Linked DNA regions of Homo sapiens: region 1 is linked to region 2. A link is a contact called in ENCODE Hi-C or POLR2A ChIA-PET data. All regions are on one chromosome and are shown on one strand. Each heading gives the region's core, a stretch centred on a gene start or an enhancer-like site at or near the end of the contact. The rest is flanking DNA. Distances are from core to core; before and after follow the strand shown. Region 1 overlaps LPP (LIM domain containing preferred translocation partner in lipoma). Region 2 has its middle 34 kb from the start of LINC01991.

Region 1 (5,624 bases), core at 1,163-3,662, 270 kb before region 2:
GACATGACATGAGGTGATGTCATAAAAAAAAGTCATGACAACAAAGGAAAGGAAAATTGTTGACGATTCCAGATTTACGTGACCTCACCGGGAGAATCAGACCATTTTTATACTACTCCTGTCAACATGGTGGGTTTCAGGGGGAGCACCTATTGTATCACACCCATCTGGCAGATGGGAAAACTCAGGCTCAAGCAAGTTAACTGACAGTGAGGAAGTATCACAGCCGGGATTCAAATCCATATCCCATGCTCATATGCAGCATACATTTGTACTCTATTGCCTCACAGCTAACTGTGGTTGAGTTAGCAGAACAGAGAACACAGAGATCACTTCTAATGGATGGGAGAGCAGGTGGTGATCAAGGATTATTCCCTTCCCAAGATGGCGTCTGTGCAGAAGTTTACAGGAGGATTGGGAGTTCTATGAATGAAGATTGGAGAGGTTATCTCAGGCTAAAGGAAAGGCATGTGCTAAGGCATGAAGGTGAGAAAGTGCAAGATATATCTGGGGGTTGGTAGGAAATGTGTTTGATTTAAAGATATGTAAGCAGGAGCATCAAGGACCCACATGGACCCACAGTGGACCGATGTTGGTGTCCATTTATGACAGGTCCTGGATACCAGGGGCAGGAGTTTTTACTTAATACTGTTAAGTACTAGAAAAGTAATAAATGTTTCACAGCAAAACTGTGGCATGGTTTCAGCTTTACTTGGGATTCTGTGCTCTAACAGTAGGGCTATGCAAATAGCCTTTCAGCACCTGAGCCAGGGTCAGGAATAATGCGCCCTTGGGTCCTTTCAGGTCAATATACAGAAAGACATTGTTCCCTGGCTATGACTTCAGAGGTAAGAAAATCTACACCTATTTCATAGAGCCTGACCATCATCTTAAGAGCCTCCGTGACTCATTAAATATTAAATTCCGGGCCCCGGCTAGAGCACAGGTACCCTCAATTGGTAAACACAGCATGGGGAACAGGATAGAGTCAAAGAATAAAAGGAACTGTGCTTGACCCTTGGATTCTACACTTATTAACTATGGAATTTTGAGCAACTTACTTCCTTTTATCAAGGGTGCAGTTTCTTCATTTGTAAAATGGAAACGATAATATGTATACAGCTAGGTTCTTGTGAGAACAATCAAGTTGTGAGATTAAATATGAGGACGTGTGATTCCTACACGCAGGCTAACATGTTTAGAATAAATCCCCCCCACCCCGCCCCTAAAAGCCACCATGTTGAAAGGGTAGTATAAAAACTGCCCCATCTTCCTGGTAAAGTGATCTAAATCTGGATTTGTCAACAATTTTTTCTTTCTCTGTTGAAAATTGAGCTGTATTCCCCAGGCAAGTCATTACATCTTTTTGTGCCAAATTGTTTTCATCTTTTAAATGACCCAGTAATCCCACTTTGGGCAATATACATAAGGGAATAATCCAAAAGGAAAAAAGAAGGCAATTTGTTCAAAGATGTTATTCATAGTGCTATTTCTGGCTCTTTATATATCCCCCTATTATAGCACTTATCTCACTGTGCTGTAATTATCCACTCCCCTTCCATACGCCTCCAAATTATCTTTGAATCAATCCCCAGCACCTAGCACAATGCCTGGCATACAGTAAGAACTCAATAAATGTTTGTCAACTCAATGAATAGGTAATATAAAAGAAATTTTAGAAGAAACTTGAATGAGCAATAACAAAACACTGTTTTTAAGAGATTATGCTAATTATTTGAAAACCTGGTAACTACAGACTGCAAGAGGGGCGCATGAGAAAGCCTCAGAAATGAGTTTTAGATGACTTAGTGTATGATTTCTGAGCATCTCTGGGCTTAGGCTGATTATAGTATAAGATTGCCAGGGGATACACAGGAGGATGAGGTCACAAGCTAAGTTGCTTTGGCCTGGTGGCTAGAGGATGGGGCTTGGTCAGAATTTTGGATTCTCTACCTGATTCAGCCACTACCTAACTTCTCCAAGACCTGAAAAATGAAGTATCTGCAGGAAAGCCCAGCCTGTTAAAAGGAATTACAGGGAACTGCCAAAGGGCAGCAACTGTGAATTCAAATGTAAATGAAAAAAGAGGGCTGGTAGGTGCCCTTGGACCGCAGTCCAGTCCTCAAGACAAGGAGAGGCTTTCAAACCCCAGCTCTTCTGGGCTCCCACTGAGCCTTCCAGACCCATCTCACATGGAGATTGAAGATTCCTTACCAGGGAGTTTACAGGAGACAGAAATCTCTGCATGAACAGACAACACCATGAAAAAACAACATGTTAAATACAGCCCATAAAGTCAGCATCACTCTGAACGTTCCTCATTCTTGGTGGGAAAGAATGTTTTACAAAAATACCCAGGGAGAGCAAAGGAAGCTGCACGTTCTGCAGGGCTTATTTTGGGGCGTTCCAACAGCTCTCAGCTGGGAAGCCAAAGGCAGGAAGCCACCATCCTCTGTGCACTGGCCCAAAGCTCAAGGTTAGAAACTAAATGGGAGAGGGGTGAGAAACAGATACTCTTTGGTCTTGGAACGCCAGCTGCTTATCTGGGCAACCCCCTAGGGCACCTATTTTCATTTCCCTCTGAGTATCCCAGATTCCTGCCCATTTAGCTCAGCATTTCTCTGAAGGAAATCACACTTGAGATCCTATAGACGATCACTCCCAAACATGCCCCAAACTTACCTCTCCTGCCCAACTTCTATGCCCTAGTCAAAGTTACCACCACATCACACCTGAATTACGGTAAAAGTCTAGCCTAACCTTCTTGCTTCTACCCTTGACTCCCTTTTACTATCAGGTTCCCTCCACAGCAGCTGGAAAGATGCCTGTAACACATAACCCATCACATCTGGACTCAGGTCTAAGAAGCTCAGGTCTCTCACTTACCACCACCTGCTAGACCCTATTCTTTTCTCCTGCTTCTTCCCCTGCAGCCCACATCCTGCCAGCACATCAGTCTCCTTCTGTTCCTCAAACACAAACTCCTTCCCACTTCACAGCCTTGACCTTTGCATTGACCGTCTCCACTGCCTGCAGTGCTCTTCCCCCAACTTCTACAAGGTGGCCTCCTTGTCACTCAGATCTCAGCTTAAACATAACCTCCCAGAGTCCTTCCCCACTCACTCACAGTCAGAATGCCCTTTGTGACTCCTCCCTTGGGTTACTTATCAGTCCCTCTTGTTTAAGTGTTCCTTTATCTGCCTCCTTCACACACCTGCAGCAGCGTGTAAGCACCAAGAGATCGTTGTTGTGTGTGTCTTACTCTTTGCTCTAAATCGAGTACTGGGATAATGCCCAGAACAGTGCAAGGCACCTAAGTGGAAACTCAATAAAGATTTAATAAAATTAGATGAATACATGCCACGGATGGAAGAAGCCTGACAGATTGTATAAAAGGATAGTAGCCCTGCACTGTGGCTAACATCCTGGGCTTTGGAGTCAAATACACATTGGTCACTAATGCCTTTGCCCAAGAGCTATAGCGGTTTGGACAAGCTTTCTCACTTCTTTAGGCCTTAATTTTCTCAAAAGTAAAATGGGGATAATAGCACCTGCCTTGTGGGAGTGTTGGGAGAGTTAGAGACAGGATGCTTAGTGTAAAACTCAGCACAGCCTAAATGTTCACTGTCATCAACAGTAACCTCCTCTTTCAGGTGAGAAAAGTGAGACTCAGAAAGGGGCAGGGCATTGCCCAGATGAAACATTGCATTATGAGCAGAGTTAGGTGGGGTGTGGTGGCTCATGCCTGTAATCCCATCACTTTGGGAGGCTGAAGCAGGCAGATCACCTGAGGTCAGGAGTTGAAAACCAGCCTGGTCAACATGGTGAAACCCCGTCTCTACTAAAAATACAAAAATTAGTGGGGTGTAGTGGCAAGTGCCTGTAGTCCTAGCTACTCGGGAGGCTGAGGCAGGAGAATGGCTTGAACCCATGAAGCAGAGGTTGCAGTGAGCCAAGATCACGCCCTGCACTCCAGTCTAGGCAAGAGAGTGAGACTCCATCAAAAAAAAAAAAAAAAAAGGAAGAAGAAGAAGACGAGCAGAGTCAAGTCAGAAAAATCATGGCCAGTTTTGGCCTACTATTCCACAGACTTAATAATTACTAAAATATTAGATATCATGCCACATATCTATATATTCTGCCTTGTTCCAGAAATGATCTGAGGTACCTGACAAAAGATGCTAATAGTTCATGATTTAAGTGAGAAAGTGGGTAAGGAGAGGAGAAAATAAAGCAAAGAAAGGAGAAAGGGATACAAAAAATAAGAGCTGGATGTCTCATACCATTTGCTAGAGGTGAGCTTTAAATTTAGCTATGGGCTTCCTAGAGCCCAATACAAAAGAAAGGAAGCATAGCTGCGTACAGCCCTTTGGAACACTTGCTTTATTGAAATGCCATAGCAAGGTGTAAGGAGGTGTCACCATCCAGTTGAGAAGCACCCTGATTTGTCACACTCTTGCCAATTAGAATCCAATATCTGCTTACTCCTGATCACATGCCATTCTTAGGTAAAATTAGTCTCCACTACTGACTATGTGACTTTGGGCCACTTACTTAATTAACCCTTTGAAGTCTCTGGTTGCTGTTCTTCTATAACATGGAGGTTAAAAAATAGTACCTAAATGGATAGACAAAATGTGGTATATTCATTACCACAGAATATAATTCACCCTTAAAAAGGAGAAATTCTGACCCATGCTACAACATGGATGAACCTTAAGGACACTACGCTTAGTGAAATAAGCCAGTCACAAAAAGACAAATACGGTATGATTCCACTTAGATACAGAACCTAGAGTAGTCACATTCATAGAGAAAGAAAGTAGAATGGAGGATGCCAGGGGCTGGAGGAGAGGAAAATGGGTAGCTGTTGCTTATAGGTACAAAGTTTCAGATTGCAAGATGAAAGAGGCCTGGAGACTGATTACACAGCAATATGAATGTATTTAACACTGCTGAACTGTACTCTTTTTTTTTTTTCTTTTTCTGAGACAGGGTCTCGATCTGTCATCCAGGTTAAAGTGCAGTGGGGCAATCTTGGCTCACTGCAACCTCCACTCCCTGGATTCAAGCAATCCTCCCATCCCCACCTTCTGAGTAGCTGGGACCACAGGTGCATGCAACCAGGCCCAGCTAATGTTTGTATTTTTAGTAGAGGTGGGGATTCATCACGTTGGCCAAGCTGGACTTGAATTCCTGGGCTCAAGTGATCTGCCCACCTCGGCCTCTCAAAGTGCTGGGATTACAGGCGTGAGCCACCATGCCCAGGCTTGAACTGTACTCTTAAAAACCATCAAGATGGCAAATTTTATATGTATTACACCAAAATTAAAAATAATATTTTAAAAAATAGTTCCTACTCAAAGGCAGCTATAGTGCCACAATAATTTAGGTAAAGTGTTTAGCCCTGTGCTTGGCACCCATTAAGCAACCAATGCTTGTCAGCTGTCCTTATTCAGAGTATTAGTATTCATACTGGTATTATTTACTCCAACCTCTTACTGTCCCTGTCCCTCAGCACCACAGAAAAACACCCCAGGCTTTCCTTCTTCAAGGCTCTCTCCTCCTGTCTCATGAACAGGGCTTACAGTCACCACCCAGCCTCAGCTGGTCACAGAAGGAGA
Region 2 (5,610 bases), core at 638-3,137:
CATGGAACATTCATTTCCCCTCTTTGGGCTTTAGCTTCCTTGTCAAATGAGAACCTGGACTAGCTGCTCCATAAGACCAATCACCATAGTTCTGTTATGCAAAATTGAGATGTTCACAGTCTCTGCTCCCCGGCATCTGCATTCTTCTTCCTTCTTGTCATGTCTACCCATCCTAATGACTAGGGTCAGTTGAGTGAGAAAAAGCCTGTAATATAGTGCTTTACATGTTTAAAGTGCTTTCATACTCACTTACCTTATTCTACCTTTACAAACAGGTCAACAGGACACACAGGTGGATGTCATAATCCCCATTTTATAGAATATAAGAATGAGTCTTAGAGATGGGGAGGGGTGCTCAGTAGAGGCAGAGCAGCACCTTTGCATTCCCTGTTCTGATTTTTTCTGCCAGTGACTCCCAGGACTGGTGGCGGTTATAGTGCTGGATTTGGTTCCCTGGACCAAAACAAAGCCCCTTCTGCTTCCTCATGATCTTTCTCCCACTGCCCATTCTCCCACTGCCCAGGTCCCAGTCACCTTAGTCCTTCTTGCTTGGCCTCCCAATAAGAGTAGGATGTGGTGGAGCTGAGTCCGGGGCAGAGCCACTTGGTGAAGTTTGACAGGGGTTGGTTTTACCCTTCTGCCACTTCCTCCTTCATCCTGTGCTAAAGTATTTCTTCAGGTTTCGCCTTTTGACCAAGCCTCCACACGAGGGTCTGGGAAACTTAGAGCTATTGTTCTGTGGGTATGCAGAGGCAGAATACTGAGAACAGAGACAGTGCACGGGGGCAACCTAGGCCAAGTGTGACAGTGAGACTTCTGAGATGCATGCTTGACTTGCTCTGATGGGTTGAAAACAAGTAATTGGGCAGAAAGTCATGCACCTGGAAGATAAAATGATAAGCTTCTAAAGTGGGGGCAGGGAGAGGTAGCACAATGCTTGCAATGAAAACAGGTGTATGCATTATTAAGCAGAATTAGTCAAGGTGAGTTGGAAGAATTTAGGCATCTCTGTTGAAACATTTTTCACACCCATCCTACTTTTCTTAACTACCACCGCCCTCTCACTTCTCATTCAGGAGGTTGCAAAAGCCTCCCAACTGGTCTCCCTGTGCCAGTCCTTTCCGGCTCCTTTCCACCCCGCAACATGGATCTCAACCTACCTGTTCAGCTGTATTCCTCAGTGCTCCCGTCTGAGCATGCAGTGCTGCAACCCAGGCAAACGACTCACTCTTCTCGTCCTGTACTTTTCCATCTCCAGCCTTTGCTAGTGTGTTTCTCCCTCTGCTTAATTCTCCTACCCTGCAAGTAGAAATCCAACCTCACTCTTTCAGGCCCACTTCAAATGCCACCTCCCCTGTGAAGTCTTTCCTAATCCTACCCTCTTCTTTCCTTCCCAGAGGAATGACCCCTCCCCCCTCAGGAGTGTATAGAACACTCGATTACTTGGCCTGCCCTTTAAGGGTTCCTATTGCCATCTACCTGGTATTTTAACTATTTCTGTGCATGTCCTATCTCCCCTACCAGACGGGGATCACCTTGCAGTCAGGAAAGGGATCACTTTCGAATTTGCATCCCTCAAAGTCTTGGCTGCTGTTTAGTTATCTGAAGAATTAATAAAGACATGAATGAAGAGTACTTGTTGGGACAGGAAAGAGAAAAGCTCTAGCATCTTAGCTTAAAACTCAAATTAAACTGGTGATGCAATTTGAGACACGTGTTGAGTGAAACGCAAATAAATATGTTCAAAGAAAGCTGGATCAGAAAGAAAAGAGCCTGGCAAGGGAGTGCAACCCAGGGGACCAAGAAAATAGGTATGAGGGAGAGGGAGACAGTAATGTTTGTTTTATGCTTGGTAACAGGAGAAGTCAACAGAAGCTGGAAGAAGCATTTTAGGGTGGGACTGAATGAATCACAGAGCTTCTATTTAACCCTTATATAGCCCCATATGTCTTCCCCAGTGTAGAAGCCGTAGGAAAGAAAAGTGTCTGCAGTATTAGTCGGCATCAAGAGTTATGATTACCTTTAGTCAGGCCAGTGAATAATTTTAACATGGGCACGGTATGATCCATGCCACTGAATGTTCACAGCCTACTTGGAAAAGACGACATGGTTCCAAGCAACCATGACAAAGTATATATTCAAATGTGCCTTCAGAATGTATAGAACACTTGCTATGGGACAGTGGAAGAGCCCACCAGTAATTCCAAATAGGAGAAGGTGGAAGCAAGCACGATGAGGGAGACTTTATGGAAAACATGATTTAGAAGCAGAGGCTTCAAGAATGGGCCCAACTTTCACCAGTCTCCGGGAGTGGTCCGTGAGAAGGAGTCACAGTACAATTCAAGCTAGAAAGGTTGCCGAGGAAGGCAAGCCTGATGGGCAGGGACAGAAGGGACTATAATGCCCAGTTGGGCAGCAATGCCAGCTCACCTTTTGGAACACTTGTGGGTATTGACCGACCTGTGTTTATGCACTAGAATGAGAAAGCTCACACTGTTTTGTGTGTGTGGTGAGTAGGAAAGGTAAGCAAAACTAGAAATTACAAAAAGCCTACTGAACAATGGAAAGCAATTCTCCCTCATCTGAACTCAGTTCCACCTGTGCAGGCGGAGTGCAGACGGTGAGTCCCTAAGGCAGGCCAGTGTTGGAAAGGGAGGCTTATCTTGGTCATTCATTGTCCCTTGGCTTAGGGAAAGTGAAGGCTAAAAGTAATGTGAGGAATGAGGGACTTTTCACTTTCAGCAGATCTTGTATATTTATTGCCTCATCTGCATAGGTAAATCAGAGTGGTCAGCAGTGCAGGGTGAGGCAGCGGTTAGCTGTGCAGCTGCATGAGGAGGCTCCAGCAGCGGCAGGGCGGGGAGTCCCCAAAGCCGCTTTTGGGACCCAGTGCCTGCGCCGTCTAGAGCTAGGTGGAAGAGAAGCGGGAAGGACAGAGGAAAGGGAAAGAGAGGCTGTGGCAGAGAGGAAAGGGCTCCTAGGTGTCATTTAGGACAATCCCTCTATTTTACACTTGGGAAAGCTGAAGTCAAGAGGTCCTTGTCCACAGTTACAGGGTCCTCAAGAATTAGTGTACGTCCTATCCCTTTGCACAACTGTGGTGGAGGAGAGGGATGGGAAAGGTAGACAACTAAAAGTGAAGAGTCCATGGGTCCTCCACAAGATATGCTGGCACGCCCTCCTAACCCGCTGTTCCCTGACGGTCAGCTTCTGTCTCTTACTTACTTACGTTTCAAATCAGTGTTCTCCAGGGCCACAGGACCTTTGGGGGAAATATGTTTTCCATCAGAAAGACATTCCTGATATCCATGAAATTTGCAAGCTTTCTTTGTAGTTATTGTTGTTTATTTTTGTTTTCCAGTTGAATGGAATCCTTTTAAATCTCTTTAATATTGCTTATGTGGGAAAATCATTCACGGTCACTTATGATTTCTGAAGGCTTTGGATGGCTAAAAAACTGATGAGCATTAAGAAATGTATGCTTGCTCCACAAATTTTACTTTACATTTTTGAAAGGATTAAACTGGATTTTATTTTCGGTTTTTAAGGTGGTTAAGCTGAGAGGCAGCTATGCTCTGTTGGGAAGAGCACTGACCTTGACCTCAGAAAACCTGTGCTCAAATGCTAGCTCTGCTATTATTGTTTGTTTGTTTTACTTTGGTCAAGTCCATTGATCTCTCTGAGCGTTAATTTCCTAATCTTTAAAATGGGGGTATTAACCTCTCCCTCATTAATTTGCTTATTTAAATTTATTTAACAGATAGTTAATGAGCTTCTATTAAGTGTCAGGTGATGTTCTTGAGACTGAGATAAAATTATAAACAAGACAGCTGAAATCCCTGCTTTCCCAGAGCTTTTAATAGAGATTAAAGGGGATAAGATGTATTGAAGAGTTTAGCACGGTACCTAGCATGGAGTAGCTGCTTAATACATTCTAACAGGGGAACTCTTGGAACACTGAGTCCCGAGACAGCTGTTTCAGTCTTAGCTGTGACATTGACTAGCTGGAATCTCTAGACACATAAATACTTTCCAGTACTTCCCCTGGGCTAGTGTGGCCTTCTTCCACATAAATGCTGGGGATCATTATTCATATAGGGTTTCCACAGACAGAGAACTACTTTGCTCAGGTGAGTCCCATTTATGTAGGGAGAAGACCAGAGTCACTGGCCCTAAACATGTCTATGGAAGGGTCCTGTCCCACGCATGGGTCAATTTTAAGATCTGGAACGAAATTTCAGTCTGTTTGTTTATTGCTTGCTTTCTCCTTATCAACCCTTCTCTGGCTACTAGTAAGCAGCTTAGCTCAAAACAAATGAAAATCTGATGAAATCTGCTCTATCCCTAGATGAACTTGCTTTCACAGGAAATGGAGGTGGGACAGTTAGTGACCAGTAATCATGGTCACTAAAACTGACACCCAACTGGGTTGGTCCATCTTAAGGGATTGGTACAACTCTTTTCCAATGATGGTATATTAAAGGGGATTTCAAAATGAAGTGGGTTTGGATCTCAGAACCACCACTGGTTAACTGAGTCCAAGTCAGTGACTGAGGGAGAATAAACACTATTTTGCTCAACCCTTTTATCTTACAGTTAAGGGAATTGTGGTCCAGAAATGTGAGGTCCCTGCCCTGGAAGAGCCATCTGCTAATTAGTGGCAGATACAGTGACATGAATTTTCATAGAAATAGTCACAGGACCCAATTAGAAGGTAAGTCTCCTGATTCCCCCTCCAATGCTTATTCCTTTGGTCCTTTCCAAGTTGGAAGTGCCACATAATACTCTTCTTTTAGAATTTGAATATCCCCCTAAACAATTTCTGAGTAAATTTGATTTCTGTTCATGACATTGACTTCAACAACCACAATTAACAGCTGAATTTAAATACCTGCAGGGATGTAAAAATGAAGCATTGGGATTTATTAAGCGGAATCTCAAATACAGAAATAAAGTCAAAACGAATATAATAAATGGAGGTAGGTTTTGTTTAAACCTAAAATAACTTTTTTTTAGACAGGGACTTTCTATGATGTCCAGGCAGGAGTGCAGTTGTTATTCCCAGGCACAATGATAGCGCTACAGCCTAGAATCCCCTGGGTTCCAAGGATCCTCTTGCCTCAGCCACTCAAGTAGCTGGGACTACAGGTGTGTGCCACAGCACCCAGCTTAGAAAGAACTTTTTGACATGCAGAGCTGTCAAGGCTGGAATGTTCTGCCTTGGAAAACAGTGAGCTCTTGGCCACTGGAGGTGACCAAGTAGATGCCAGATATTCATGAGGTAGTAGGTTGGGCTGGGTGATGTTTAAGGTCCCCCATATCTTTAATATACCCATGTGGATTTTATGAGGCCCTGGTATTTAAATAATCCCTTTTTGAACCCATTTATGCATCTGTACTACCAGCTAGTCCCTACCTCTCTTGCTTATTAAATTTACTATCTACTATGTAAAGTAGTACTTTCTTTTATTTGCTCTAAAATTAACTCTTGCAAACTTTGGGGTAAGGGGAGGTTGGGATAGTTCTGTTTTTCTGAGATTTGCTGATTAAGTGCATAGTTCCATTCTATCATGTATTGTTATATCCCTTCTCAGTCTGCTCATTTTTTGA

The links. A loop is a pair of places that touch in the nucleus more often than their neighbours do. ChIA-PET counts read pairs that join two places held with the same protein, here RNA polymerase II (POLR2A). Pooled maps may share reads with other maps.
Region 1: a loop to region 2 is called in a pooled map, with 9 times the contacts of the local background. The contact joins two enhancer-like sites. A Hi-C loop is called at or near these places in 1 of 50 pooled maps. POLR2A ChIA-PET finds 5 or more read pairs at or near these places in 2 of 52 experiments (OCI-LY7 and PC-9).

The regions. Positions count from the first base shown.
Region 1 is chr3:188,214,670-188,220,293 of GRCh38, reverse strand. All of the region lies in intron 1 of LPP (LIM domain containing preferred translocation partner in lipoma), which reads right to left. Among named protein-coding and RNA genes, the nearest start is that of FLJ42393, 39 kb to the right of the region's middle. Within about 2 kb of position 2,412, at least 4 of the 41 ENCODE cell types and tissues checked have a DNase peak (open chromatin) inside an H3K27ac peak, as active enhancers do; they include OCI-LY7, where a contact is called at or near this core.
Region 2 is chr3:187,940,073-187,945,682 of GRCh38, reverse strand. No RefSeq gene overlaps it. Among named protein-coding and RNA genes, the nearest start is that of LINC01991, 34 kb to the left of the region's middle. Within about 2 kb of position 1,887, at least 3 of the 41 ENCODE cell types and tissues checked have a DNase peak (open chromatin) inside an H3K27ac peak, as active enhancers do; they include OCI-LY7, where a contact is called at or near this core.